2 separate regions of the Homo sapiens genome follow, and region 2 is linked to region 1. The links are chromatin loops, found by intact Hi-C in ENCODE. Cell type or tissue: thyroid gland. All regions are shown on one strand. Links, peaks and the distances in the headings refer to the core of each region. The heading gives the core; the rest is flanking DNA. Region 1 holds the start of LOC105369561 (a long non-coding RNA gene). Region 2 overlaps KIRREL3 (kirre like nephrin family adhesion molecule 3).

Region 1 (15,237 bases), core at 4,903-12,902:
TTAAGAATATTAATGATTATGGAAGTATAATGGCATAATGGCTGAATATCAATGATCGCTTTTATAGCAAGTGACAGCTCAGAGAAAGAAGGAAAACAATCCAGATCCTTCCTAAGATGCAAACTGGTTTCATCTCCCCAGCGCATTGCATCCTTTCAAGGGACAGAGAGAGGGCTGGGGAAGAGAATTAAGGTGTCTCAGGTGTCTTGAGCTTACGATGCACCTCTCTTGTGGGTCTGAGGGATGAGAAGCCATTCGGAGAGGGGTCTTGACCATGACTGAGGTTCTCATCTTTCTCCTCTGAGACATCTGCTGAGCTCCAGCTGTGTGCATAGCCCCCAGGCCTCGTTACCATCTCTAAAAATACTTACCCACCTTGCCTTAAAGGCTCTGAAAAGTTCAGCCGAAAGCCAAAAGTGAAACTGTAAAGTTTCATAACTGACTTTTCAACAAAGGGACTAGAAATTACACTTTTGAATTGGAGGGTTGCACTCTTACTTCAGAGGTGAAATGCTCAAAATATCTCAAGCTGCCTTCAGAACCCCAGGACTCATTTTTTCCTTATTCACAATGGGAACCAATCTTCCTCCTTCCACATTGCATTTCACCAAAGTCTTTTGCTGTATCTGTGAATACAATGGGAGGGCAAGCCCTTTGAGTCCCAAACAAGACACTTAAGCATTATTCTTTAACTTCAGTCCAGCCTCTTGCTATCTCCTTTGCTTGGTTTTCTGGTAAGATAAGGGGTTCCCCCTGGCCTTTTCCACTCTGCAGTGCTCTGGGGTTAGATCCCAAATTCTCCTTGGAGTCTCCTTGGGCATAAGCTTCCTCTCAGCATTACGAGGTTACCTTCCTCAAAGTGTCTTTTCTCCATGTTTTCTCAGATGGCCACCAACCCAGAGATGGTGTCCTGGTTCAGAGCCAGGCTGCCCAAGTCAACTCCAGAGAGCAGGAATTCAAAGGAAACAGTCACTCTCTCACTGTCTCTCTGCAGCTGACTACACTTTCCCGAGACAAGCAGGTATATTGGATTGGCTGTTGTTATGAGCTGTTTAGTCCTAACTTGCTTAGTAGAAAACGTCATCTAGTCCAGTTGACCAGAGAGCGCTAGGGTTTTGATCACAAGTCCAGCTAACAATGAAGCATTGCTTTGCTTTCCTTTCTTTGTGTGCTTACTATATTTTCTCAGGGGTCCTCATGAGAAGGGGTGGCTATTTCAAGGACAGAATCTGGCCATTCCTGCATCCTCGGGCTCAATACAATAATTCATCAAATGATGTATACATTTGTATTATAAACTGCGGAATCATTATGAAATCACTGTATTGTTAATAATAGTTTCCTATTAATTACTCTATCGCTCTAGCCATTACTTATAAACCTCCTTCCTAAATCTCTGGCTCAGATTGCCATTCCTGTAGGAATCCTTAGTCTCCAAATGGAGCAGATTGTAAAGACCCCAGGCAGGGCAGCAAGGAGGTGAGATTAATGAGACACCCCTCCCCCATTCCTGGCACTCGCTGGAAACCAGCAGAGAAGCCAGTGAGGTCCCACCCTTCCTGCAGTGATTTCCTTCACCCTCTGGCAGTGACTTCTCTCTCTCTTTGCTGCTGGGGGCACAGTCCTCAGCTGCTTCCTCAAAGAGCTGCCTGCATCAAAGTAGCTACTATTTCCAGCGTCTTTCTTTTACAATCCTTTTTGTTCCTTGCTTTTGATCCAGCATATGCTGGGGGGCCAAGCTTTTGTCTTTCAGCTTGTGAATAAATGGAAGCACTTACGGAGGCAGCAGCCACCACATGTGATTAGTTTCTTGTTGTTCTCTAACTGGGAGCCAGATGGATCAAGTAGCTCAGGACCTAAAACTGACCTACTTAGAGCCATCAGGTCTGATGAGGTGAGCATAGCTTGGGAGTCCAAAGACCTGAATGCCAGTCCTAGTCCTTCCAGCAACGAGGTGTGCAAATTTTGGCAAAGCTTTCTTCCTGTGTGCATTCACTCACCAGACATGGCGCTAGGCATTGGGTCTGTAAAGATAAATAAAATCACATCTGTGACCTCAAGAAGACTGCAGAAAGAGAAATGTGAAAGGTAGACATGAGAATACGTACAAGCTGTGGTAGAAGCATAGCCAAGAGAAAGCTTTGTCCAGGAAATGGTATTCGGGCTGAGTCTTGAAGGACTAAGTAAGCTCTGACCCAATGCAAACAGTGGACACAGCGGGATGGACCCTGGGATAGGGTCATTTGAGACCTAGGCAGTGGCCCAGAGGTATGGAAGAACATGATTTACTCAGAGAACGGCAGATTATCTAGTACTGCTGGGGCATGGACTAACAGGAGAAATGGAAGGTGGGTCTGGAGAGTTGGGCAGGGCCAGATCATAGGGAGCTTTGTAAACTATGCTGAGAAGTTAGGAAATGGAGACATGCAGACAGATTCATTTGTAAGCTAAGCATTCTCGCAGGAGGCAGCAAAGAGAGTGGCTTGAAGGGGAACCTGATTGTCAGAGACACCAGTTAGAAAAGTATTGCATGTTGGCTGGGCGCGGTGGCTCACGCCTGTAATCCCAGCACTTTGGGAGGCCGAGACGGGTGGATCACGAGGTCAGGAGATGGAGACCATCCTGCCTAACACAGTGAAACCCCATCTCTACTAAAAATATAAAAAAATTAGCCAGGCGTGGTGGCAGGTGCCTGTAGTCCCAGCTACTCGGGAGGCTGAGGCAGGAGAATGGCGTGAACCTGGGAGGCGGAGGTTGCAGTGAGCCGAGATGGCACCACTGCACTCCAGCCTGGGTGACAGAGCAAGACTCAATCTCAAAAACAAAAAAAAAGAAAAAGAAAAGTATTGCATGTTGTAAGCCAGGTTTTCTTTACCTGGGGACTACCGCCATTTTGGTTCTTGGTTGCAGGGGCCGCCTGGTGCATTGTATCGTGTTCAGCTCCATCCCTGGCCTCTACCCACTTGATGCTAGTAGCAACCACTTCGTTGTGACCATCAGAAATTGTCCCTGGACGTTGCCAAATGTCCCCTAGGTGGGGAAGACAAAAATCACCCATGGTGGAGAACCACCAGTCTAAGCAAACTTATGTAGTATGGAATAAGCTCAGAGCTGCGAGAATGGGCACAGGTTGAAGATACCTGTAGGAGTCAGGTTGAGAGGAAGGCATGATTGACCAGACGTATAGGGTGAGGAGAGGGTGGAGGCCAGGATTGTTCCCTGATTTCTGGTGGACAATTAGGGGATGTTGATGGTGCAGAGATGATGAGAAGAGGGAGGAGAAGGTGAGTAACTCATTTGGACGTGTCACACTCAAGGGGCCTGTGGGCCCCCATGTGGATGGGGCTAGTCGGCAGTGGGTTCTGCGGGGCTGAGAGCCAGGGCCAAGGGCTAAGTGGAGACGTGATGTAAATGTCTCTGGGAGTGATGAATCTACTTTGAGGAGGGGAATTCTGAATGAGAAGACGGCTGGGGATAGAACCTAGGGACATCAACATTTAAGTGGCTGGGGACAGGAATGAGAGTCAGGACGGGGACTGAGAGGGAATGGAAACTCCGGAGGAGGGTGTCCCAGAAATAAGACAACAAAAGAGTTTCCTGAAGAAGGAAGCCGTCACAGAGCCAAATGTCACAGAAATGTCAAGGAAGGGAAGGGCAGAAAACTGTCTGCCAGATACCTCAAAGGACTGGTTTAGGAGCAGAGGAGCCTATGAACTAGAAGGATTTGGAAACAGTTAAAAGCAGCAAACATGGTGTGCTCTTAGTGATTATGATCAGGGGCTCCCTCCATTGTGCTTCTGGACACAGAAACCTCCCAAGCTCATAAAATAGCAGGGGACCCTGAGCTGTGAGCTTTTCACCTGTCCAGTGGAGTGCCCGGGGCCCCATGAGTATCTACGGAGGGTCCCCAGGTTCACACCCACCTGTGAGCTCCTGGCCAGCACTGCTTCCGTGCTCCAGCAGCAAAATGCCAGGGAGCTGCTCCTTTCTTGCCTTCCAGCCTCATTGTTTACAGGGACAGTACCCTGGCATATTGCAGGTAATCACTCCCTGAGGCTGCAAAGGAGAAGCACCTATTGACCCTTTGACTCCCCCTGTGACTCTGGAGGACTCTGGGCAATCTAGAAGAATGGCGCCAATTTCAATTTCCTGTCTCTCCTGCAATATGTCCCTAAAATGAGCCTTGTGACACCTTTTGTTCCTCACCAGGCTCCACTTCCTGTTTCTTCTTCTATATCTTTCCACATTTTATCCATGCACTACCTCTTTTCCCTAAAAGAATTAGATTTGTTGTTAAGCCAGCGTGCTTGTTTCTTAGAAGTCTGCTTCCCAAGAAAGGCTGAGCCACAGTCTACTGGGTCTGTCCTTCTTCATGACCTCTTAGACTCACTCTTCATCTTTTTGCTCCAACCACACATTCCACAGGACTCAGTCTGGACTAAGGAGGCAGCCATTCTGCTAGAGATGAGGGAAGATGGCCCAGTTGTGTTTTCTGGCCTAGAGGGTACTGCCCCTCCCCAGGGCCCACTCCAAGCCTGCAACAGGCATGCCTGCCCCAAAAGCCTCCTCCTCAAGGTCTCCTCAGCAACAGGACAGCCCACTGCCCAGCCATTGCCCTCCTCCCTCTGCCCCGAAAGCTTTGGAGCTAGCGTCTGCTTCCTGATTACACATGGCACCTTGAGAATGGGGCAGCGTCTGTGGGGTGCAGGGAATTCAGGGAGGCAAGCTCAGGCCTTCCTCACTTGAATTAATGCAGGAGAGAAGAGAGGCCATGGAGCCAACACAGAAGGGACCTGGGGGCCCTCCCAGGGGACGAAGTTACTTACTGAACTGAATCCTCCCGCTTAAAGCTTAACAGGCTTCACTCCACTGACAAGTACTCAGGGCTTCTCCTGCCTCCTTTCCCCTCCCTATACAAAGAGTCAAGGTGGTCCAGGTTCCTGTGGGCCCTACACTGGCCCCACTTCAGCCTGGAAGCTAATTCCTGTGTGCAGCAGGTGGCAAGCACTCTAACCAACATCATCTCACTCAGGTGATCAGACACCCTGAGCTCCGCAGGGGCCAGGCAGGGTGCTTGGCCCTGGGAATAAAGCAGTGAGTAAGACGCACCCCTTCCTGCTCTGGAAGCCTACACTCCTGTGGGAAAGCACACCCATGGTCAACATGCTTTAACACGGTGGGAGGTGGGACACACACTCTCATGCACAGTAGAGGCATGTGCAGCATGCCACGGGAGAACACTGAGCCCCAGGACACCCCACCAGGTAGGTGATATTTCTCCCTGGTCTGCAGATGGGAAAGCTGAGGCTTGGGGGCTTCAAGTGACTCACCCAAGACTACAGAGCTATTTAGAGGTCCTCTGACCCTGCCCCTCCTGGTGTCCCAATTATTTCATGGGGCCAGCCACCACAGCTGTGACAGCCACACCTTGTCCATCTGTGACCTTGCAGCCTCTTTACCCTGCTGCACCCAGCCCCTCTGTGACTCTGATATACCAGTCACATAATGGATTGCCTTTGTCCCAGTGTCATGCCAGGTGCATCAGGAGGCTCTGGCTTCTCTCAGAGCTGCTGGGTGTGGGGCTGCGGGAGAAATGCTCACCCCCGAGACAGCCCTACTTCAAGCCAATTCCTTCCCTCCGGGTCTCCTCATCATTGGACTCTGGGGACCCAGGGCTTCTGATCCGCATCCCACTGCCTGCAGATGTCTCTCCCAGGTCTGCAAGGGATTCTCACTGAGGCACAGTTGTGTCCACGTGCTCATTCCCCCACTGAAAGTCCTTCGTTTAGTTCTTTTGTCCTCACAGAGACAGCGTTTCCGTAGCAATTGTGAAAATGGATGGAGCTAAGTCAAATCTGATTTTCTTTGGGAAGAAAATCGAATTCTCCACTTTGTGAGGCAGGCAGAGAGATTAGAAGAAGGAGGACCACAAAAATGCAGCTCACCCAGGGTGGGAGGGCCAGACCCCCCCGAGGGAGCTGGGAGGAGAGCCATGTAGCAGGGAAATGCCTGCTGGGCAGGGTGCAGGGTACAGCTGCTGCAGACAGCTGAGCGCCTCCCACCTTCAGGCCTCCAGACTTACCATGGACACCAAGTCCTCCAAGTTGAGATTCAGCCTAAGCCAGGGGACCACTGTGAATTGTTTATGCATTTAAGTTTAAATCTGTAAGCTCTGTAGCCTTCCTTCTCAGGTTGAGGCCACCAAAAAGACATTTCTGGTGGGGAACACTTTCCGAGGGGTCTGGGAGGTGAGGAAGGAGAGGTAGCTGAGCTTCTGAGAAGCAGCCTGTGATGGCGAAGCCAGCCTGCTCTGTGCAGGGAGAGTGGCCAGCCGGCCTCCAAGGGGAATAGCCACAGAAGCTGCCTCTTCTGGAGCCACACCCAAGTGCACAGGAGCCCTTGCTGTTTCTCAGTCATTTCATGAACATGGATGGAGTGGTTTTTATGGACCAGGCTCCATGCTAGGCACTGGGAATTCAAAGCTAAGTCTCTGCCTTTCAGAAGCACTCCATCTGCCAGGGAAGATGATGTATCTAGATGAGTGAAGGTAGGCTACGCGGAAATCTGTGCTGGAGGCGTGTCCCAGAGGGTAAGGCGGCTCAGAGAAAGAAGCAGCTGACCTCCCTGTGTGAGTGAGTGAGAGGTAGAACCGTTCAAGAGCCAGGACATCACAGCCAGGTCTTAGAGGATGAATAGGAGTTTTGCAGGAAGAAAGTGGAAAAACAATAGCACAAGGAATGGCAAAAGCAAAGATGCAGGGCACAAGAACGCATGGCATGCTCAACACATTGGCATGTGTAGGCCAATACAGAGTTTTGCTAGGAGAAGGGAAATGATAGGAGTGGGAAAAAACAGCTGGAAAGGTAGACTGGATCCTCTCATAAAGAGGCATCTTGTGGCTGGGCGCAGTGGCTCACATGGCTCACACCTGTTATCCTAGCACTTTGGGAGGCCGAGGTGGGCAGATCACTTGAGGTCAGGAGTTTGAAACCAGCCTGGCCAACATGGCGAAACCCCAACTCTACTAAAAATACAAAATTTAGCCAGGCGTGGCGGTGCATGCCTGTAATCTCAGCTACTCAGGAAGCTGAGGCAGGAGAATCGCTTGAACCCAGGAGGAGGAGGTTGCAGTGAGCCAAGGTCATGCCACCGCCCTCCAGCCTGGGCAACAGAGGGAGACTCCATCTAAAAAGAAAAAAAGGAGGCATCTTGTGTAGTTCAGACTTTTTCATAAAGCCAACAGGATAGCCCCAGAGAAGTCCAGGGAAATTTCTGAGGAAAAATTCTAGAAAATATGTCAGAGATCTTTCATTAATTTGTAAGGGATTTGAGACTTAATAGTTCCCCTAGAATCACTGAATGTCAGAGCTTTAAGAAACAAGAAAGTCCATATTTGTGGTTGTCAAGCTGGGTTCAGTGGAGCCTTAGGGTTCCACAGAAGGGCCTTAGAGACCCACTTCGGGACACAGGGGGTTAGAATGGAGGGAGGGCACTCAGAAGGGCGTTCTCCAGGGCCCTGTCCACTGCAGTCCACATGTTTCCATGCTTATCTTTATAGATTTGCTTTGATTCATTCAAGAAGTATTTATGGGGCATCTCCTCTATTTGGGTTATTATAATTTGATTGGAAAACTTACATCACCAGAGAAACTGGGGGTGAAAGTTACTGACACAGACCAACTGCCTGATTTACAGATAAGGAAACTGAGACTCAGCGAGGGGAAGCAACTTGACAAAGTCCCTCAGTGAGTTGGTGGCCAATCCTGATGCCTCCCCCCATGCTCTCTGTAGTCCCTGGCCCTGCCTTTGTGCAGACTGGACCCAGGCCACAGAGCTCCACCAGCCCCGCACATCCACCCCAGCAGCAGCCTTGCAGCGAGGGCAGAGCGGGCTCAGGGTCCAGCCTGCAGCAGTGCACCCTGACAGGCCTCCTCCAGACAAGGACGGCCTCTACCACCATCATCCAAGGAAGGCAGGAAAGCCACTGAGCACACAAACACACTCAGAAGAAAACGGGGACAGCCAGCTTGGGGATGAGCGGGGGCAAACCCATGGGCATGATAATGTTTTTGTTTATGGACAGGCAACAATGAGATGTATGGAGATGTCAAGAAAGAAATGCCCATGCGGGTGTTAGCACCATTTCCAAACCATGACTGCTTCCTTTGTGCCCAGAGTCAGCAAGTCAGGCAACTAATGCACAGGGCACTGAAATGAACCCTTTTTTTTGCTTTGATCGCTCCTGATAGCGCACTCTGCCAGAGATATCATATCTTTGATCTCTTGGCACTGATGCTAAGTCTCTGGAGCTCACTAGCATCTCCTTGAGATTAATTCTTCATGGCATACGAGGCACCACGCTGTCCTCTCCCATACATCACACTGGGTCACGTGACTTTCTGGCCTGCTGCCTCAGTGGTTACCCACAGGCTTAAGAAATAACCCCTAATGTCCTGCCTTCTCCTGGCCACCTCTCACCTAATACCCACATTGGTTAAAACCCCATTAAGCAGGCACCAGAAGACAGGCTTTTGATTCCTGACTCGGCCACTTTCCACTGAAACCCCTCACCTCTCTGAACCTCTGTCTCTTCATCTGAAGAACAGAAATAAGAATATCTACTCCTGCACCTAGCACACTACCTGACACAAAGTCAAGGTACAATAAATACTCATTAAGTGAATGACTAACTGACAAGTTGATCTATGATAAAGAGGAATGCAGGAAAGTTGTTTTTATGGTTATTCAAAATCTATTAGTAAGAACCCTTGGCCCATAGGCAGGTCTAATAATCCTGACTCTTATCTAATACTAAGAACCCTTGGCCCATAAGCAGGTCTCAGTCTTGCTTCCCAATCTCAGCATTCAAAAGATGCCTCATTGGAATTCAAACGGGGAGAGGGAAGTTTCAAGAAGGAAGGCAGCTAAAACTATACCTGAATTCAATCTCGACATGACATATCTACAGAGCAGCTGAAGAAACTTCTTCATCCCTTGGGGACAGAAACGTGTTGCTTCAGCTGGAAATTCATGGAGCCCACCCATCTCAAGGGCAGTCCCTCCCAGATCCTGCCTGGATGTTTGGAGAGGGCTGATAGGGAGTGACATGGCTCCGAACCTCCAGGGTGTCCATCTGCTGGCTCACTCACTCTGCATCTTGTCCATAAGAGATACAAGCTATGACAATAAGTCTGCATGTGCATGTGTGTGGGTGTGCATGGATCTGCGTGTGTACTAGTTGGGGCCTGTCTTAGGATCAGGTTAGCATATTACAGCACAGGTGTTTGAAAGAAAATGAACCAACCTGCAGGAGACAGGAATCAGAAATCTTACACAGAAAGTGATCTTCTCCTTGCCGTGGCAGAAGCAACCTGCCTCTGAAGGTTGAAATGGGGGTGATGTTCTTCCCCACATTGTCTCTTAAGTCAAGTGGGAACAGTTGGGGTAGGTGGTGATCTGCATCTCTATCTCCAGAAGGAGACTTGGTTTTGACAAAGAGCCAAGCAAGACAAAAAGGCTCAAATGGAACAGCCTCAGCATTTCTCTTTTCATGTGTGGCCTTGGAGCTGCCTACACTTCTTTTAATCATCATGGAGCTTATGAAAGCAATCAGATCATTGGTCTAGTTTTCTGCAATTATGATCTTGAATAGAAGAAAATTCCTAAAAACCCTAGGCAGAGAGAAAACAATGATGGTTTTTACCTTCATTTAAAGTATTTTGAGTATTTTGTTGCTCGTTGGACTTTTTCCAAAGTTCTGAGTCACAAAGAGCATCTGTGCAAGTCTTTTCCTTCCATCTTTCCTTCTTCCCTTCTCTTTTCATATTGTATCATTTATGTAACTCAATGAAAATTAATTCTGCATCTATTATTATGTCATCATGGTCTAGGTACTAGGAATATAAAAGAATGACACAGTCACTGCTTTCAAAAATCTTACAGTATAGAAAAGTAGAAAATGTTCTGTTTGCTGAAGTTGAGATCCACTAAGGCCTTTATTTTAAAAGCATAGAGGAGAAGGGTTTAGGAAATGCTTTCTTGCCTACTAAGGGAGGTGTGAGGTAAATGTTGGCACCAGCTGCTTAATGATGCCACAGAGCATGTGTGTCTGGAGGCTGAGGAGAGTTGATTTTTTTAAATTGTTACCTCTTTATGGTAGAGTGAAATGAAACAGAGCCTGTCCCCTCCCTTCTTTGCCTATTTCTAGCCTCCTCTCCACAGCTCCCACTAATGCTGTGTTCTCTGGCTCAGCACTGTTCCCTTTGCCTTTCATTCTACTCCACAAACATAGCTTAGCCCCTACTAAAAGTGTGTCTGTCTCTGCTAGGAGGGCTGTGGAGGTTTCAGTGGGGGAAATCCAGCTCTGTATGCTAAGTACCTGCAATGTGTCAGGGCTGCAGGCTCTGAGATAGATGCCTGGGACGGAGACGAACAAACCACAGTCCCTACCCACTTAATCTCAGTCAAGTGGAGAGTCCAACATGTGTCAAATACCGCAATACCTACCGTACACTATGTGCAGCCACAGAAGACTGTAAGAGGAATAGATGAAGAAAGGCCAATTCCACCGTGGGAGACAAAGGATAGTTTCATGATAGAGGTGACGCTTGAAGCTTACCATCTAGTAAGAGAAATGAGATTTCGTGCGGAAATCACCATGATGCAAAGGAGTGCTTCCTGAAAAGTGATATTTGAGCTAGGCCTTGCCAATGAATAGAATTTTCAACATTCATTCATTCATCCAACAGATATGTACTGAGTAGTTGTTTTCCCAGATAACGGGGAATGCAGTAATTCAGAAGACAGACAAAAATCCTTGTCCACACGGAGCTTACATTCTAGTGGGGAAGACATAAAGTACATGACATGCATGAGTTAGAGCACAGCTCAGCACATTTTTCCTGGAAAAGGCTAATCACTAGTCAGTAAACATTCCAGTCTTTACAGATCTTGTGGTCTTTTTTGCAACTACTCAGTTTTGCCATTGTGGCATGAAAGTAGTCATAGACAATACATAAATGAGTAAGCATGTCTGTGTTCTAATAAAACTTTATTTACAAAAACAGGGAGTGGACTGAATTTGGCCCCAAGGGCCATCGTTTGCCAACCCCTGATATGGTGTAAGTTAGATAGTCAGAAGAGCTAAACAGAAAACATAAATCAGGAATAAATAAATACATACAAGAAATGTTGGAGAAAGAGCTTCAAATTTCAGTAGGGAAAAAAATCCCCAAAAGGTGAATGAGACTTCCTGTAGGAAGTGAGGGAGTGAACCATGCAGATGGCCAGGAGAAGGGCCTTTTGGGAAGAGGGAACAGCTAGTCCAGACCCCTGGGGGTGGAATGACTCTGCCATGTTCAAGTGTCAGCCAAGGGCTGATGACTGGAAACAGGATGTTTTCAGGCAGATAGATTGGGATGGAGGAGAGAAGTGACAGCAGGTGCTTGAGGAACAGTTTGGCAGGATCATGAGGTATATACAGTAGAGTTACAGACAGAAGACAAGGCTGGAAGTGGAAATTATGACATATCATTGGGAGCCTTGACTGCCATGCTAAGGGGTCCTGACATTGTTCACAGGGAAGGACTTCCATGGGAACCCTTCGCTTCTGACCAGAGCACTCACAAATGGTTCTGGAACACAAAAAGGCTTTTGGACTGTGAGGCTTTTTGACTGTGAGGCACCATCCCAGTATCAGCCACATGGAGCTGTCCTATGTCAGGGACCGTGCTGGTGACCCAGATGGCTCTTCACAGGTGTGAAGCTGCAGCTGTCCCTCCAACGCACCCTGTTATCATCCTTCCTTCAGTATCAAGGCCTCCTTGCCAGACCCTAGGGGAGAGCGCAGTTATGGGGGCTCAAGCTCATCCCCTGACTTCTCTCTGCAAATCCAAAATGAAGCCTTGGCCTTCAATCTCTGTCCTCTTGAGCAGGCTTCTTTGCTATTGCCAGAGAGGCACCTACTCTGTGCCATGCACTGTGTTAGATGTCTTGCATGTGTTATCTTATTTATTCCTCATGATTCTATTTTTTTTTTTTTTTTTGAGACGGAGTTTTACTCTTGTTGCCCAGGCTGGAGTGCAAAGGCGCATCTCAGCTCACCACAACCTCTGCCTCCTGTGTTCAAGCGATTCTCCTGCCTCAGCCTCCCGAGTAGCTAGGATTATAGGCATGCACCACTATACCCAGCTAATTTTGTATTTTTAATAGAGACGGGGTTTCTCCATGTTGGTCAAGCTGGTCTCGAACTCCCGACCTCAGATGATCCATCCACCTCGGCCTCCCAAAGTGCTGGGACTACAGGCATGAGCCACCATGCCCGGCCTCATGATTCTTTAAGGAAGGTGCTGTCTTGTGGAAACTGAGGCTAAGCACAAGCAGTGTCATCCCCACAGTCAAAGCGAATGAGCACCAGAATTTGAGACTAAGTCAATCTAGTCTCAAAGTTCTTTCCAAATCACCATGTTGTTTCTCATTCAGTCTGTCTCAGAAAACACTTTGGCTCTCAGCCAAAATTGTTCTCATTTCAGGGCTCCCTCCCTTGCCAGCTCGGCTGGTGCCCAATTAGCTTCTTCCCTAGGAATCCCAGTTTCTCTCTCTCCCCTCTCTCAAGCACATGAAATAGACCTTTCTCCCAGATTGTTCCCTGCCCCTGCCCTTTAATGTATGACTCCAGATCTTCCTGCTCTCTGCCCTTTCCTGGACACTCCTCTCCTCCAGGTCCCCTCGCTATCTTCTCCCACCTTCTCCCAGGCTTCCTCTTCAATGCCAGCCCTACAGCGTCATTTGCATGTGCCCTGGCCCAGCCACAAGCCAATTCCTTTCTCTCTCATGAGGGTGATCATAACTGGTTTGCCTAGGACAGTCTTGGCTTGTGCCTGCAGCCCTAACATAACTATGATAATTATAACTCTCATTCGCTCTCAAGAGTGTCTGTGTTTGGGTGGTGAATGTCTTCACCTACACTGGGCATGGGAGTGAACTAATTTAAACTCCTCAGATCTAAGTTGAAAGTAATTTTGTTTTTTGCAATTTTTCACCCACCTAATGCTTTTATTTCCTTAGATACACCCTGCAATCTAGCATATTTCCTCTAGGTCTGATTTTTAACCAGAGTGGTAAAATCTTTCTTTGAGGGATTTGAGATTTCATTGGAATTTAGAACTTCATATCACTAGGGAGCCAGGCAGATACAGCCCCACCATGCAAACATGGCATCTCCTGCATGCAAACACTGCCGTGAGGGCTGGTGGGACAGGCAAGGACTGCAGAGTCTCACCAGGTCTAAATTCATCCCCTCAGCAAATATTTATTTGGCACCTACTATTTTGAGCACTGGAGATACAGTAGTGGACAAACACATTAAGCCCCTGCCCTCAAAGAGTTTACATTCAAGTGGGAGCTCAGACAATTTACAAATAAATATATGCTGTGTCAGGCAATAAGTTCAATGAAGAAACATAAGACAAAGTCAAGAGGCAGGAAAAATAGTAAGGACCAAGAAGCTGAAGAGGGAGCCTGCAGGTTGGCTTGAGAAAGGAGGTTAGTTCAGCTGAAGCAGATGAGTCAAAGGGGGATGAGTAGGAGCTGAAATCAGAGGCAGAGGGACCACACCCTGACCCTAAGCCATCAGAAGTTTGGACAGAGGAGCGATCAGATCCAACTGACATTGCTACATTGCGTAAGGATGGCTGTGGCCACTGGGTTAAGAAGAGGCTGAAGCAGGGAAGAAGCAGGGCGTCTCTCAGGAGCCTCAACAGATGCAAGGTGATGCTGTCTTGGACCAGGGTGGGGGCAGCAGAGGTTGTAAGAAGTGGTCATTTTCTGGATAAAAGATTGAAAGATAAAGTATTAGAGAAAGGCATCAGGGATGACTTCTAAGGTTGTGGCCTTAGAAGTCGCAAAAGGAAGGATAAGTTGCCATTGGCTGAGATAGGGATGATTTTGACAGGATCTAGCGGGAGGGGCTGTGTGGTGAAGGCAGGAGTTGGCTGTGGATGAGTTACATTTTAGAAACCTAAGAGATGTTCAAATGGAAATGCCCAGCAAGGAAGTAGACTTCAGCATGCGGGTGGAATGAAAGCCATGGGACTAAGTAAGATCACCTAGGCAGTGAATGTAGACAGCTCGGAGAAGCCCTGAGGTCCTCCAACATTTGGGAATAATAGAGATGGGGAGGAACTAGCAAAGGAGATGGAGAAGGAGTAGCTGTGAGTAAGAGTAGACCCGTAAGAGACTGCTCTCCCAGAGGCTAAGAGAAGAAGGCGTTCAAACAGAAGAGCTGGCCATTTGTGTCAACAAGGAGTTGACCATTGGATTTGTCAACATGGAGTCATTGGTAATTTAGGAAGAAGCCGTTTCAGTGGCGTATTTTTAGATTTGAGACAAAACCAGAATAAGTGGGTTACCGAGTGTCGGAATGAAGGGAAATGCGTTTGTCTAGATGAAGGAGACAGTGAGAGACAGCTCTTCTGAGTTCTGTAAAAGAGAACACAGCAAAGGAGGTATAGCAGGAGGAAAACAAACATGAGAAAGGCTTCTCCATTTTAAAAAAGTTAGAGATATTACAGCATATTTGTAAGAAGATGATTAAATAAAGGGGGAATGATGACTCTGGAGGGAAAGGAGACAAAGGTTTCTATCAACGCCCTTGAGTGGGAGAAGGGGGCTGGGATTCAGCATCAGAGAGGAGGGCTTGGCTTCCTGGGGCAGAAAGACTCAGTGAGGCCCCCTGTATCGTATCAATGGGGCTCCTGGCCGGGGTGGTGTGACCCTAATCCCTAGCCGCTCTGCCCATAGCTTCCCTGCCCCTGGTGAACTTGGCAAATCACTTATTGTCTAATTCTTAGGTTCCCCATCTTAAATATTAACTTACCATGCCCACGGCAAATGATTATTATTGAGAGTAAATAAAATATGTGTAAAGCACAGCACTTATCCTTAATAAGTTAAAGCTAGATCCTTTCTACCTTCCTTCCCCAGTTTGCCCTCCAGCATTTCTCTGAGGACCTCTGACTCATCCAGAGAAACTTGGATGGCCCTTCTGCTGCTAATGCTGCTTAAAGGCCAGCAGGGCCAAAAGCAGGCACAGCCAAGTGTTTCCAGTGCCCCCAAACACCCTCGTCCTTATATTTGTCTCAATAGCTTAGTGTCTGTGATTTGGTGAGTCATCTTTCTATGGCAATTTTTCATTTCCGTGCAGCCTCTTGGAGTTGGGTTCCGCAACTTGCACCTGCA
Region 2 (15,237 bases), core at 3,551-11,550, 140 kb before region 1:
GTTCCTTATCCAGCAAGTCATGAGTATGGCAGCCAGGTCTCATCCTGTACAGAATAGCCCTCAGCATCATCCCCACCAAGGGGCAAGGAAGCCGGGTGTTCATTCCCCCACCTCCCTCTGTCATTGGCTGAGGGCTGCATTTGAGGCATTAACTACCCAGGGATTCTGCCATGTCCTGCTAGGAGAAAAAAAAAAAAAAAAAAAGCCCTCAGGCAGAGGGTCACCCATGTTCACCACAAACAGCTTTTTCTATGTAGATACAATGGACTGAATGTTTATGTCCCCTCAAAATTCATATGTTGAAACCTAGTCTCCAAGGTGATGAGATTAGGAGTATTAGGACTTGGGGCTTTGGGAAATGATTAGGTCACAAGGGTGGAGGCTTTATGAATGGGATTAGTGCTTTTATAAAAGAAACCTCAGGGAGCTCTCTTGCCCCTCCAGCAAGTGAGGATACAGCCAGAAGGCAGCTGTCTATGAAGCAGGAAACCAGGCCCTCCCCAGACACCTAATCTGCCAGTGCCTTGGTCTTGGACTTCCCAGCCTCCAGAAGTGTGAGAAGTAAATCTCTGTTGTTTGTCAGCCACTCAGTGTATGGTATTCGGTTATAGCAGCCCCAAGCAGACTGCCAGTAGAGTTGAATGCTGCTGAGAGGATAAGAAAGGGCACTAACAGCATCAGAGACAATAACAAATAATGATCGGCCCCTACATGTGGATAGAATCCGGGCTTATAGTATATGACACTCCTACACTTTACCCTCCTAACCAACCTGTAAGAAAGACTGAGCAAGCATCAGAGCTTAGTAGTCATCAGGAGTGGGAGAAAAGGCTAAATGAATCCCAGCCCCACCATTACAGTCACCAAAGAGGGAAGGCTGTGAATCAGGGGCAATTTCCTTCTCCCAGCCCTCCTTTGCTCTCCACCTAGGGCGACGTGGCCCTCCCTCAAAGCCCCACCAGCCACACTTTCTCCTGAGCCCTCTCCAGCCTTGCTGACGACCCACATCGATCTACGGGGTCCTCTAACGCCCTTATCCACACTCTGCCCCACACAGCCAAGCCCTCAGTCAAGGGCTGCCCTGCTGGACCGCACTGGTGCAGCTTCTTCCAATCTGAGCATTGCCACCTTCGTAACAGGAATGTTTTTCCTTCTCTCTCATCCTCCATGTGTGTGGTATGCCATAGCACATGCTTAATAGACATCTGACTGGTTAATTTGAAGTAGTCCAATACGAGACTCTCCTAAAGACAAACTGGCTATGCTCTCCCACCCCCGCTTCACACCCACCCCCCACCCCCAGTCTTCCTTGAGAGCTGTATTACTCAGACATTTCCATAATGGGAAGAGAGAGAAGTGCTCAAGTCAGGGAGCTGTCTGGCCAATCAATGAATGATCAAGTTTATATTGAATGCCTATTGCATGTCTAGCTCTGAGGTTAGGTGCTGTAGGGGATACAGATATATAAGACATGCATGGCATCCGTGGGGAGTCCACAGTTTTATTGCAGAACTAAACTCAAACCTAAAAATCAATTACCTTAGAAGTCATACTGGACTGAGCGGCAGTAAAAATTGTGGTTAAAGGCTCATAAAAAAGGCAGAAAGTCTGGGTTCAGATTCTGGCCAACTTACATCCTAGCTGAATGTAGCTTTAAATAAGTATCCAAGAGAGGCTGTGCCTTCATTTCTTTCACCTGGAAATATTACCAGCACATCCTGATGGGGCATGGCACTCGGTAATCATTCGGTGAAATGTATTAATGTTATTAACTAATACTAGTATTATCTGTTATCTAATCCCAGTCATTGCTGACTTGAAGTGCTATGGAAGTTTGGGGAAGTGACTTATCAGAAAGGGCTGGCTGAGTTACAGAAAGAGTAACAGATGGAGTGGGTGTTAGGTTGGTCCTTGAAAGAGTTTTGGAAGTGGGAGAGAGGAGAAACAGCATTCCAAGCTGGAGAACAGCCGAATGGGAAGCCTGATGGCTAAGGCAGGCCGTGTGTAGAACCTCGAGGCACCTGGACCCATTGGAGTGCAGGTAATGAGAGGAGAGTCCCAGCACAGGTCCTGAAGACCTGCTATTGAAACGGGAGAATTTCCTTTATCCCCATGGCAGGCTGTGTGATAGGAGTGTGGCTCGCTGCATAGATGCCCCGCTGCTCAAACCCCTGGGGGGAGCAGGCAGACAGGCAGATTGTGGGGAACGTTTTTTGGGCTCCAACCCCAAGGCAGCATGTAGGGTTGAGTGTTTACAGCTCCTGAAGCCCCAGTGGGCGTGTGTTACAGTGTGCTCTTTCAGTTTAGCTGTCCGTTGGCAGCTTGTGTTAACCAGCTCAATTAGACCCTCTGCCTTATCGCAAGGACAGAGGGCTTTCTGTATCCTGGGTTCTTGCCTTAGTGTACTGGAAAAATCAGATCCCATGTGGGCTTGGAGGATGAGTGCAAGGTTTTATTGAGTGGAGGTAGTTCTCGGCAAGGTGGATGCGGAGGCCACAAGGGGAATGGAATGGGAAGGTGGTCTTCCCTGGAGTCAGGCCACGCAGTGGTCAGACTCTCCTCTGACCAAATAAATTCTCCTCGCGTCTGCGTCATTCTCGTCCTGCCGTTGATGGCCTGCCAGCGTCTGCCACTGTGTCCTTCTGCTGGTGTATTCCTCCCTGCTAGGGTCTCGGGGTTTTTATAGGCTGGTCAGTGTGTGTGGGGGGGCAGTGAGGAGGGTGGCAGGCCAGAGTGGTCTCGGAAAATGCAACCTTTGGGCGTGAAAACAGGAGTGGCTTGTCCTCACTTAGGCCCGTGGGCACAGGCCAGAGGGTGGAGCCCCCCCCAGGGACCCCATCCTTCTTCCTGCACTTCCCGGCCCCCCTCCTATTTCACTGTCACTGGCAAGGAGCGATTCCATTTGCCTGGGGAAAAGGTGTTACGTCCTTAGTAGCATGGTATCAGCATGGTTTTGAGAAGATAATTCTTACAGGGGTGCAGGATGGATCTAAGTGAGAGGACCTGGGAATGAGGAGACTATACACAGGCTGTAGGAAGGCAGCCCTCCCTGCCTGGCCAGGCCAGGTGGAAAGGGAAGCAGCATCTCCCTGCAAGACATCAACCACTTTCCTATCCTCTTTCTTCCTAACTGTGGGGTAATCTTTGGCTTCTCCGCAGTGTTTAGATAAGGAAGAAAACCCAGTCGGCCTCCCTCCCCCATCACTCTCTAAGATCCAGGTCCAGATACACAATGGAAGCATACATATTTCTCTTTCTTCTCCTTCTGTGCTCCAAAGACAGGCTGACACCGGTAAATCACTGCAGCAGGCTTTAAATGATGTATGAAATGAACAATCCCTTCCCTGTGTATTGGGAGCCTCCTGCCCAGCAATGGGCTGTGTCTACTGGGCTGGCTACTGTATTATTCAGCGCAGAGGAGGCAGCCGGAAACTCGGTGGAGGTGAGAAGCTTGGGATCACAAGGAAAAACAAAGTTAAAATTAAAAAAAAAGAAAGAAAAAACATGTTCTGAAACATATATAAGTATTTTTCTCTAGCTCTCACTTTTAAAAAAAAATTCTGCTGAAGTTTTTTGGAAAGGAAAACTTCTGTACTTCTTTGTGCATTTTTCTTCCACCCAAGTCCCTGCTCTCATTCCTTAAATTCAAAATAGACAGAAACAGAGACTTCGTCGATCCCTCAGGGTCCTGTACAATTGGTCACATCTCTGCACGTTTCTCAAAGACCATGTTCAGTTCAAACTCTTCCTTGTGAGCATCAGGATGTCCACTGCTGAACAAGGTGTGCAGACCTCCATGAGGGACTTGCCCACCTGAGCTCCCCACCCCCATGGGATTCTGCTGTGGTGGCCCTGCAGGGTGTGCAAGCACCGGGGCATTGTTGCTTCGATAACCCGAGTCTGCTGACTTATACCAAAGTATCTACTAATCCCAGACTAAACACATCAATGACCCGCTCAGCAAACCCTATTGGTACAGAAAGCAGCAGGCAGCCTCAACTCAGAGCAGCCGCCTCTTGCACATCAGACTGAGCTACAAATAGACTGAGAGCCTTCTTAGTCTGCAGGGAGGGTGAGCTTGGTCAATTTGCTTTTAGCCGATGAAATAATCATTGACGTTTAGACAGACTTCTAATCTTGGCTCAGAACAGTCAAGAGGCATTTTAGCTACAGATGGTAAATGGGTTCATACAGGGATATATTTAGCAATGTGGCCCAGGGGCAGAAGAGAAAGAGGCCTTGGGATCCAGGAAACTGGTCCAAGCTGGAGGCGCCTTGATTCCTGGAGGCAAGTCACATAATTCCCTGAGCCTTATAACAAGTGCCCCAGGTATGGGTGGGTTCATGCACAGGTGCTTGCAGGGAGGAGTGAGGAGGAGCTCTTTGATCCGGCCATGGAATCATGAACAGGACATGTACTCTGTTCACACCTAAGGCCAGTAGGAAAACAGGCAGGTGAGCAGATGATGGTGGATGAGCTGCATGGGAAGGATGGTGTGGTATATGCATGATGGAGAGGGAGGATCCAAAGTAGCCCTTGTGGCCTGGATTTGAATCCTAGCTCCATCAGCTTTAGAGGCATGCACTCAAGGCAATTTATTTTCCCTCTATTCCTGTTTTCTCGTCTGTAAACAAGGATAATTCTATACCAAATGTGTGGGTTTACAGTGAGAGATGAATACATGTGAAGCACATAGTGCAATTCAATGTTGGTTACTACTTCTTATGGAAAAAGATCAAGCAGGTTGATGCTTAATTCAGACTGGAGTCTGTGAAATGGAGACTACCCAAGACCAGTTCAGACACATAGCCCAAGTCTTATATTTGCTGCTAACAGGAGTGGGGCAATGCACCTTCCCAGGGAATAAGAATTCCAGAACTGTGCCACCCTCACCTCTACCATGTGGCTGTCACATGTCACCATGGCCAGGCAGGCATACTGCAAGCTGTGCAGCCCTCCTGGTCCCACACCTGCCTTTCTCCAAGTTTCATGGAGGAAAAAGGAGCGGAGATGCTCCTTTATCAGCACCCTTGGAATTATTTTGGAAGCCACTGTCCCCTCATGTAAGAGACAGAGATCCTGGGATGGAGTGAGGTACTGGGTTTGAACTTTGGCACTCCAAGTTCATTGCTGGGTTCAGTTTCCTTATCCCTAAAATGAGAATAATAACTCCACCTTCTCCACTTCACATGAAAAATAGATAAGGAAGGGCTTTTATAAGTTGCATCCTGCTCTATACTTTGTAATATAAATTGTCTGGTCAGACCCTCTCTTCAGCCAAGTGTTCAGCTTTAAGGAGGATGCCCGGTTGGGGAGGAGCGGAGGAAACTAGTACCCACTTCACCACCTGTGTCATCTGAACCAACCTGGCCAGCACTGGGTTAACACATGGTGTAGCCAGGTAACAGGGGTCCCCACAGAACTTGTTCCTGGCCCCCTGGCTCTAGGAAAGCTTTGGCAGCCAGGCAAGACCTGCAGCCTACCTTTGTTGTGTGAGCTTTGGCACGGGAGGGAGGCAGGGCAGAGGAATACCACCTACTTGGGGTTCCCCAGAAGCCTGTAAAATCCCCCCTGAAAACCCAACTTAAAGTGACTTTAAGGATCTGAGCTTCACTGATTCCATTCCTCTTTGTACCTCTTTGTTCCTCCGCTACTACACTGCTACACACAGGCGCACACTCACTCACACATACACTCACACACGCACTCAAACACACACACACGCACTCAAACACACACACACGCACGCAAACACACACGCACTCAAACACACACTCACACGCAGTCAAACACACTCACACATGCACTCACACACTCACACGCACTCACACACGCACTCAAACACACACGCACTCACACTCACACACGCACTCACACACGCACTCACACACACACGCACTCAAACACACACACTCACACACGCACTCACACACATGCGCTCACACACGCACTCACGCACTCACACACGCACTCAAACACACACACGCACTCAAACACACACTCACATGCACCCATGCCCACCTCCCCACATATTCATACTTCTGGAACCCCAGCTTGGCCTGTGCTGTCTTTTCCTGAGCAGCCAGGAAGAGGAGGCTGGAATCCCAGCACAGAACAGCAACTGAGCAGTCCTCCAGTCTTCCCCCACAGGTAGCACGTTCCAAGCCAGCAGCCCAGGTGCTGCAGAAACACCTTCGTGCTGTGTTCCACACTTTCATGTGGGGGAAGCAGGCAGCAAGTCACCAGCAGCCAGCCATCAGCAGGAGGTGCTGACAGCCTTTCAGACAGCAGGCAGAGAACAGGAAAGGGTGGGCCAGTCCCTAACCATCACACTCCCTAAGCCTTGAATTAACACCTTGTCACTCACAGCTCTGGTATCCCAGTGCTGGCTGTCATGACCACAGAGCAGGTGTGATGCTTGGGCTCTCTGTGGTCAGAAAGCCACGGTGAGAAACTGCCAGCAAAGCTCCCATTCTGTCTGCTTCTCAAATGCCTGGCAATGTAGACCGGGCCTCGAGTGTCTACACTGTCAAATGCATCACTCTCTGGCAGATTGATTTCTCTGTGGCTGTTCTGTCTCTCAGCTCATAGAATGCCAGAACTGGAAAGGACCTATTGTGGTATAGATGGAATAATGAGGCCTGATGGAGTTAGGGTGGACGGTGGGAGTAGTCGATAGTGACTGGGGAAGCCAGGTGCCCTGCCTCCTGGTGCAACACTCGCTCTGTTGACGCAGCGTGGAGAGCAGTGAACCTCTTCATTCATCAGGGCTTCTCACTGCCCAGAAGGGACAGGGGCTAGAGTCCCCTTTCCAAACCTGCTGCCCATGTGCCCATGAATGTTAAACTAGCACACCTGGTATCTGCTGAGATGGATCAGATTTACCCAGCGGAAGAAAAGCAGCTCCCAGGAGGAATGGAGTTTTTGTCAATACCCACAGCAGAGGGCTGGCTTCATTTCCAGTAAGAGTCAGTGAAGCTGGGATAATTACTCGTTACAATTTTATTGATATTCACTTCACTCTGCAAATGACGTGGGAAGGTTCTGACAGGATGTCTTAATGGGACTGGCTGAGAATCCATTTGGGTGGATGTGGGTTAATGGGGCTGAAGAGACTACAGGGTTCAACTGCGTCAGCCCTATTACCCTAGCATCTCCTTTATCATCAGGAGCAAAACAACATGTGTAGTATGAACAGCATGATGCTAGGGGAAGAGCTCAGCTCAGGAAACTCTTGAATGTCTTTTCAATTTCCTCCCTCCATCACCTGGACAGCATGGAACGCCTTCACTCGGCTGTGGCTTCATTCCTCAGGGCCGCTAACTGCTCACTGCCAAGAAGGGCAGAGCTGGAGAGGTCCTTTTCCATGCCCAGGTGCCTACGAGCCATGCTCATGTGCACTCAACTGGTCTGATGGGAAAGGTTTAGAGACAGGTGCCCAGAAGCTTATCTTCTGCAGGAAGGTTTTGTATCACACGGTACAGTCCATGTGCCCCCAGACATCCCTGGCAGCCTTTTGGACGTCCACACCTCAAGGACTATCCCTCGAGAAGCAGTCAGTCCACACTCCACTTCAGATCCAGGTCAGCAGAGAATTCATAACAGCTAAATGCAGATTTTTTTGACTGCCAGATAAAACGTGAATATACCAGCGTACATTTGCATAGCTCTCTGTAATTTACAAAGGGCTTTTACATGTATCATTTCATTTGATTCTAACTGATATCCTGTGAAATAAGTAGGGCCAGAGACTTTTTGTGAATTTTTTATATTGGTCATTTGCCAGTTGGCACACTCAGATCCATTCCCCACTATTCCCTGTGAACTCCACCTCCCAAACCTCCTGGCCAACTGGCTACCGTGTAGGTTCAGCCAACGGAAGGCACTGTCAAGGGGTTAGAGGGTAGAGGATGGGAGAAGTAGGGTACTGCATCTCTCTTTCTCTGCCCCGTATCACTTCTAAGAGAGTAGCTGAGTCTTCTGGGTGGTCCCAGTTCCCACTGGGTGGTCTTGATTCCTGAGTTCAGGAAATACTACCTCCTTCCTTTGTACCTCTAGCCTGGGATTGGCTGCCTACTGTTACTAACCTCTGGGCTGCCTCACTCTCCCTTGCAGACACCTGCATGGGTGCTGTTTTCCTGCCTGCAGCCTAAATGTTACATTCCCAGAAATGATGACACCAAGCCTTCAAAGAGGTAAATTAATTTTCCCAGGGCAATGCAGCAATCAAGAACAATATCCTTAGTACAAAACAAGTTTTCAAACATCCAGAGCTTTGCCCTTTTCCCTACCCATGTGAGAACAAACAAAACGAGTACACAAATTAAAATAAATCTAGAGAACCCAGAGAGAAAGGCTACACACATAAAGCAGGAGGGCACAAAGGAGGGAGAATTTGTTTGCCTCTGGTAGCACCAGGAGAGGCTTTGTATAGGAGGTGGCACGTACCAAGAGTGGTACAAAGGAGGTAGTATTTCTGAAACTGCGAGAAGAATCAAGTGTAGGATCACTAAACTTTCAATGTGTCCACGGGTGCCATCTTGCATTTGTACCTCTGCCCTCTCCTTGGACATTCTAAGAGTCTCAGCCTCTCTCCTTTGGACCAGGGCAGGAGCCTCCTCACTGGCCTGCCACCCATTCTCCACCCTGTGGTTGGGAAGAAGTCTCTCAAACACACAGCCCCCCAAGCCATTCTTCTGTCTAGAAACCTTCAACAACTATACGTTGTTTATAGGGTAGGTCCCAACTCTTCAGCCCTAATCCAAGGCCTTTGGCTGCCTGGCCCCTCTGCCTCCACGCCGCCTGCTGCCTGGCCACACCCAGAGCAATCACTACGTCTTGAGAAGGTCATGCACTTCTCCTCCTTTGCTCAAACTCTTCCTTCTGCCTGGAATGCTCTTCCTCCCTTCTTCATTCAGCAAATTCCTTCCCAACACCTGAGGCTCTTAAATATCACTTCTATAACTTTCCCAGCTTTTCTGCCTGAAACATAAATAAAGGCAACCTTCTCTGTGCTCCCAGACCCATTGCCCACGCCTTTATTAAATTTAATCAGATTGTCATGTCATTACACATTTAAGTGTCAGTTCCTACCCTCTGGGAGCTCACAGTGTGGTGTTGGAGAACTTATCTTTTATATTCCCAGCACCAAGTACCAGCAACGGGCACATCACAAATGCTCGTTACCTGTTTGTTGTATTGAAATTAATTCCAATATCATCCTCCCTCTTTCTCTCCTTATCCTCCTTACTCCCTTCCTGAATTCCTGCTACTTAATCTATTGGTCAAAAATGTCTGTCCCCTTTCAGATTACGCTTCTCAGACAATAGTAGAACGTCAGAGTTAATACAGCTCTAAAGGTAAATCAGAGCAGAAAAGAAGTAAATGATGAAGACAATTCCAAAAAAGAAAAGATTGGTTTTCAACTGAGATATGTAGAGATAGAAAGGAGGGTGAGGTAGGAAGGAGTGATATGTTGCCATGGCCAAAAACAGAAATAGCAAGACTCAGGTTAAGGTTGGTGCTATAACAAGCAACCCTAGCTGCCTCATGGACTCTCGGTTCATCCTCCTTCCTCTCCTCAAACCTGGTTCATTTGGAGGTCACTTTCTCTTCCAAGAAGAAGAGGAAGAAACCTTGGGGAGAAACTTATTTCCACACCTATGTTCCTTCCCCAGTTGAGGTGTAGTTTTACCTTTAATGTCAATTCAATTTATGTATGTTTTTGTCAGAGTTATAAGCCTTTTCCATGAGTGTTTATGTGTGTGGCTTCTCTCATTAGATTATGAACAAGCTTTTGCAGCTCAGATATAGTTTGGGGGTCCCCTCCTCCTCCTCCTATTGGCCTGGCTTCCTCCTGTCCTTTGAGGCTGCTATCCATTGTCCAGTTCAGTTGCTCTTTGTTTATAAAATGGCTTGTATAGCACCATGATTCAAAATGTGGCCCCTGGAACCAGATTGCCTTGGTCCAATCCAAGCTCTGCTAAATGTTGCTCAGTGACCTTGAATAAGTTGCCATGTGTCAGTTTCCTCCTCAGTAAAAATGGGAATAATGATAGAAGCTCCCTCTTGGGCCCATCGTGAGAATTAAAGAAGCTAATATATTCCATATTTGCTTTCATTATCATTACCACTTTTCACCCCCAGATAGCCTGTGTTCCTCTCCTCTTCCCATCCTTGGAACCAAGGACAGGGCTTCTTTCTCTTTGGTATATTATAAAGTCTCCTTTATAAGGCTCTACCTGCAAGGTAGCTCAGCAAAGGTCAACAGTTATCTTTGCAGAACTTCTTTAAGAGAGTGTTTGTGCCTCAGCAGCACATGAAGTCAATTTGTGGGAAACCAGGAACCCTGTACATAGCTGGAGTCCTCATCCCTCAGCGGCTGCCACTTCTCTCCTAAATGCCACAGCCAGGAGCAGAACCTCAGCCTTGTTTAAACCATGCTTCTTTCCTGAAATAATCTTTTTCCTAGGAAAATCCACTGTCCCTTCTAGCAACCTGACATCCAGGTGAAGAGTGTTCTGCCACTCCAGCCATAAATAGCACTATGACTGAGATGGCTTTGAGGACAGTCTTTCCCTTAGCATCATTTGCAGAAGACACTGCCTATCAGCTGTCTCTGCACAGAACTGTTTACACATCTTTCATCACAAGCATTTCTGCCCCTCTTCTGATCACAGAACCCATACAGAAAACCACACACACACACACATCACAGACACTGCTACTGACCTCTTATGAGATCAAAGCCAAAATATGAGTCTGCCTTGTGAATGGCAGAGGAGAACTCACACTGGAGGTGTGTGCATGTGGAGAGAGAGAGAGAGAGGAGAAAAAGAGACAGAGACAGAGAGATTGCTAACTTCTTAGGAGGTGAGAACTGAGAGATTATTCTCTTTTGCTGACGACAGACAGCACCCAATGGCAAGCATATGCACCCTGCCACATCATCCCAGCCTTTCTGTCCCTCCCACACACACCCTTCTCAGTATTTATGATGGATCTTTAGTGTATTAAGAAGAAAAATGCATTTGGCAGCACTAATGTCTGCTGTTTAAGTCCTATTGCTTCATCAAACCTGGCCTCTCATAGTCACAGGCTCCAGAGCAGCCGTCAACGGGATGTGCGTCATCCTTCAAGGTTAATGAGAGAAAAGCTCCCCTGGACAAGTCTAGTCTATATTTGTGTATTCTGCTGCCATGACATGATGGTTGAAATGGACCAAATTGCTTCCCAGCATGAGCCCACAGTCACATTTCTCTGGCCTTCGTACAGGAGGCTCCTGGCACATTTGGCGAGGCAGTTCACACGGTAAGTGGGGACCTGGCTGGGTGCCAGCATGTTAAAGTGGTAAGCCCATTACTTCTTTCATCTGCAGCTTGTGCCCTGAGCCCTGTGGCTGTCTGGGGCAAGGCTGAGGCACGACACAGTGAATTTCCCCAAGGTGTGTGTATACAGAGGATAGCGGTAGGTTTCTCATCCTTCATGAGCTTCCCACTGCACACAGCCACCTGCAGTCCTCCTTCCATTCACATCCCAGGCAGCTAGAGGGCCCAGCCTCACCCACCCCACCCCCACAGCCTGAAGACTTTTCTCCCACACGCATTGGCTGATTCCTTTGGAATCAGGCAAGGAAGGGTCTGTGATAGAAAAACGGTTGACTCTGAGGTCTGGAAGACCTAAGTTCAAGTCCTGGAAATGCTGCTTCTGCTTTAAGACATATGACCATGAAGGAAATACCAGTCTCAGATCAATCCCCAGAGGCAGACCCTGAGCAAGGATTCCTAGGCAGATGCTCCCAAGAGAAACAGGAAGAAGAAAGGGAAGCAGAATAGAGACAGGGATGATGCCAAACAGAAGTGTGATTTTAAGTAAAGTCCCAGTCTCAGCTTGATCCTGCTGGGAAGCTCTAGGATGTAACATATAGCTTAGAGTGTATTGGACTTTCTAAGCAAATACTCATCCTCCCACAGCAATCATTGGCTAAATAAACTGCCAAGCAATTCCTGTTCTCTGCAAGTTGGGGCAGGCAGGAGGGTGAAGCACCTGGGCTGGCCCAAGGGCAGCAGACAGCACACAGTCACAGGTGGGGTCCATTGGAGCAAGGCACACAGGTGGGTGGGCTGGGCACCCAGGACTCTAGAAGAGATGTTGGAGGGTTGGGAGGAGCATCGATCGTGTGCTCTCCACCCTCTCACCCCACTGGGCTTCATGTCCTTCAGTGTATGGAGGAGGCAATATGTCTACCATAAAGTTGATGTGAGAATAAAATGTGGCCTCAAATGCAGATGCTCTCTCACCTCATAGGTGCACGTAAATGTGAGTGCCTTCTTTCTCATAAACCTTCAGGAGACAGTTCCACTCAGTTAAACTGGATGCTCATGCTATAATGTTAGGTAAGAAAAAAATCAAAATATAAAATGTTATCCCTGGCATGCTCACCATTTCATAAAAATACAAAATATGGGCCCAGCGCAGTGGCTCACTCCTGTAATCCCAGCACTTTGGGAGGCCGAGGTGAGTGGATCATGAGGTCAGGAGATCGAGACCATCCTGGCTACTAAAAATACAAAAAATTAGCCGCGCATGGTGGCGGGCGCCTGTAGTCCCAGCTACTCAGGAGGCTGAGGCAGGAGAATGGCCTGAACCCAGGAGGCAGAGCTTGCAGTGAGCCGAGATGGCGCCACTGCACTCCAGTCTGGGCGACAGAGCGAGACTCGGTCTCAAAGAAAAAAAAAATATATGTCTGTGTGTATATATACATATATATATATATATATATATATATATATATATATATATACTTAGAAAAATGTTATCAGAAAATACTCAATATGCTAATAGTGATTATTTCTGGCTGTTGAGATTATGAGTTATTTTTCATTTTAATTTTATACTTGTCTGATTATTCTATCATGAGCAAGTGTTACATTTACGTTAAATCATACTTTAAAACATGAAGACTTAGAAAGATCAAGTAGTTTAATTAAATAATGTGAGAAAAAAAATTTAAAGGCCATCTTGTCTTCACTTGTTCCCCGTTCCAACATTTCAATGCAGAAGCAAAGCTGAGAGGTAGACAGATTGTTATCTTTGATTAGTTCCCATCCTGGTTATGTGTTTGTATTTTAATGAAGATCTTGGTGGATACTGTGGCTTAATTCCACAGGTTTCATTACTGTGGAATTTTCCAGAGCCTTTACCATATCAAAGTGCATATGGCTCTGCAGAGACACATACCCCACAAAGTGTTCCCCAAACTTACTTAGCATTGGAACCCTTTTTGAAAGGTGCATTTTAGGGACTTTCATCCCAGGAACCAACTTTGGGAAATACTAGGCTGCAGGCAGAGGGAAGATGGGGCTCTCCAGTGTCCTTTTCAAGAAATTCAAGGGCAAGAACACCTTTTGGTGCCTCCAAATCTCCCTATGTAGCCCCTGCTGGGTCCATAGGCCCTGTCCCCTCCTGCCTGCCCACAGCCTAGACCAGGTCCAGAGAAACCCTGATGAAGGAGCCCAGAGGGCATAGAGATGGTGGTGGGAGGGAAAAGGGCACAGACCATCTCCTAGAGTCATAGGTTGGTCATGTCAAGTCTGGCATTAGACCTCACCCAAACTCACAGCCAGGGAAGCAAAGGAGGATAAGCTCTCAGGACTGGAAAGGCTGGTGATGGAGCTGATGGGCAAGCCTGCCCCATCTGGCTGCCAGAGCCTCACCTCTCACTGAGTCTCACACATGATAATGTCTCACACATATGATAATGCTACTTTTCATGAAGCAGTTCTGAGTGGAAGAACAGCAAATTTGAAAAATAAGTGTATTAGTTCATTCTCACATTGCTATAAAGAACCACCTGAGACTGGGTAATTTATGAAAGAAAAGAGGTTTTGTTGACTCACAATTCTGCAGGCTGTCCAGGAAGCATGGCTGGGGAGGCCTCAGGAAAGTTAAAATCATGGTAGAAGGCAAAGGGAAAGTAGGCACGTCTTAGATGGCTGGAGAAGGAGGAAGAGAGAGAAGGCGCAGGAGCCGGCATTCCCCACTTTTAAACAACCAGATCTCCTGAGAACTCACTTACTATCGCAAGAACGCAAGGGCGAATCTGCCCACATGATCCAATCACCTCCCACTAGGGCCCTCCTTCAACATAGGGGATTACAATTTGATGTGAGATTTGGGTGGGGATGCAAATCCAAACCATATCAATAAGGTTGCAGGAGGGGCTAAGAGCAGTTTCTCTGACAGCCAATCTAACACCGTGATGATGATGAAGTTTCCAGGCTCCTGAGCCAGACTGCCGCTGGGATGACTCCTGCCTCTGCCCTGCCCTGGGCCTTCGGGCTGGGGCTGAACAGCTCTGTGCCTCGGACTCCACATCTGTACCACAGCCACGACTTAGAGACAAGGGTGAATCTATATCTGTGAAGGACTATAACGAGGGCTGTGGCTAGTTATTCCAAGTAGAGAGAAAGAGATTGAAATGACTGCAGAGGATGAATTGGACCCTTTGTGCACTGTTGGTAAGAATGTGAAAATGGTGCTGCCACTGTTGAAAACAATATGGAGGTTCCTCAAAAAATTAAACATAGAATTACCATATGAACCAGAAATTCGACTTCCAGGTATATACCCAAAGGAATTGAAAACAGAGATTGAAACAGATGTTCGTACATCCGTGTTCATGGCAACATTATTCACAATAGTCAATGGTGGAAGCAACCGGATCATCTATCAATGGACAAATGGATAAACAAAATGTGGTCTATATTTACAATAGAATATAATTCAGCTTTAAAAAGGAAGGAAATTCTGGCCCATGCTACAACATGGATGAACCTGGAATACATGCTAAGTTAAATAAGCCAGACAAAGAAGAACAAATGTTGTATGGTTCTACTTATATGATGTCCGTGGAGTAGTTAAATTCATAGAGACAAAGTAGAAGGTGGTTGTCAGGGGCTGGAGGTAATGGGGATGAGGAGTTAGGATTTAATGGGTACAGACTTTCTGGAGATGGGTGGTAGTGGCATATTCATACTGCATAATAATATGAATGTACAATGTACTTAATGCCACTGAACTCTACCATTAAAATAGTTTAAATCATAAATTTTATTTTAGTGCATTTTAACACAATTTTTAAAAAGAAGTATCAACTATTAAGAGAAAAATAGAAAAACAAAAAACCACACACCACATACACACACACACACACACACACACACACACACAAGAAA

Evidence for each region. A loop is a pair of places that touch in the nucleus more often than their neighbours do. Peaks named below come from ENCODE experiments on the same cell type or tissue, not always from the same donor. Only the 100,000 strongest peaks of a DNase experiment are listed, where the experiment ranks them.
Region 2: a loop joins it to region 1, with 2.1 times the contacts of the local background. A loop is called at or near these places in 4 of 110 quality-filtered maps.

What each region holds. Positions count from the first base shown.
Region 1 is chr11:126,718,337-126,733,573 of GRCh38, reverse strand. All of the region lies in intron 1 of KIRREL3 (kirre like nephrin family adhesion molecule 3), which reads left to right. It overlaps LOC105369561 (a long non-coding RNA gene), which reads right to left and starts at 5,404. Exons shown (of 3, transcript XR_007062941.1): 1 at 5,331-5,404; 2 at 3,924-4,056; 3 at 2,958-3,030. RefSeq lists enhancers at 671-720, 1,464-1,999. In thyroid gland, for the core only: no CTCF peak of the experiment used is centred there; no DNase peak of the experiment used is centred there.
Region 2 is chr11:126,854,122-126,869,358 of GRCh38, reverse strand. The region is part of intron 1 of KIRREL3 (kirre like nephrin family adhesion molecule 3); the gene reads left to right. It overlaps LOC105369559 (a long non-coding RNA gene), which reads left to right. Exons shown (of 5, transcript XR_948149.3): 5 at 1-15,237. Among named protein-coding and RNA genes, the nearest start is that of KIRREL3-AS2, 79 kb to the left of the region's middle. In thyroid gland, for the core only: no CTCF peak of the experiment used is centred there; a DNase peak (open chromatin) is centred at 7,368.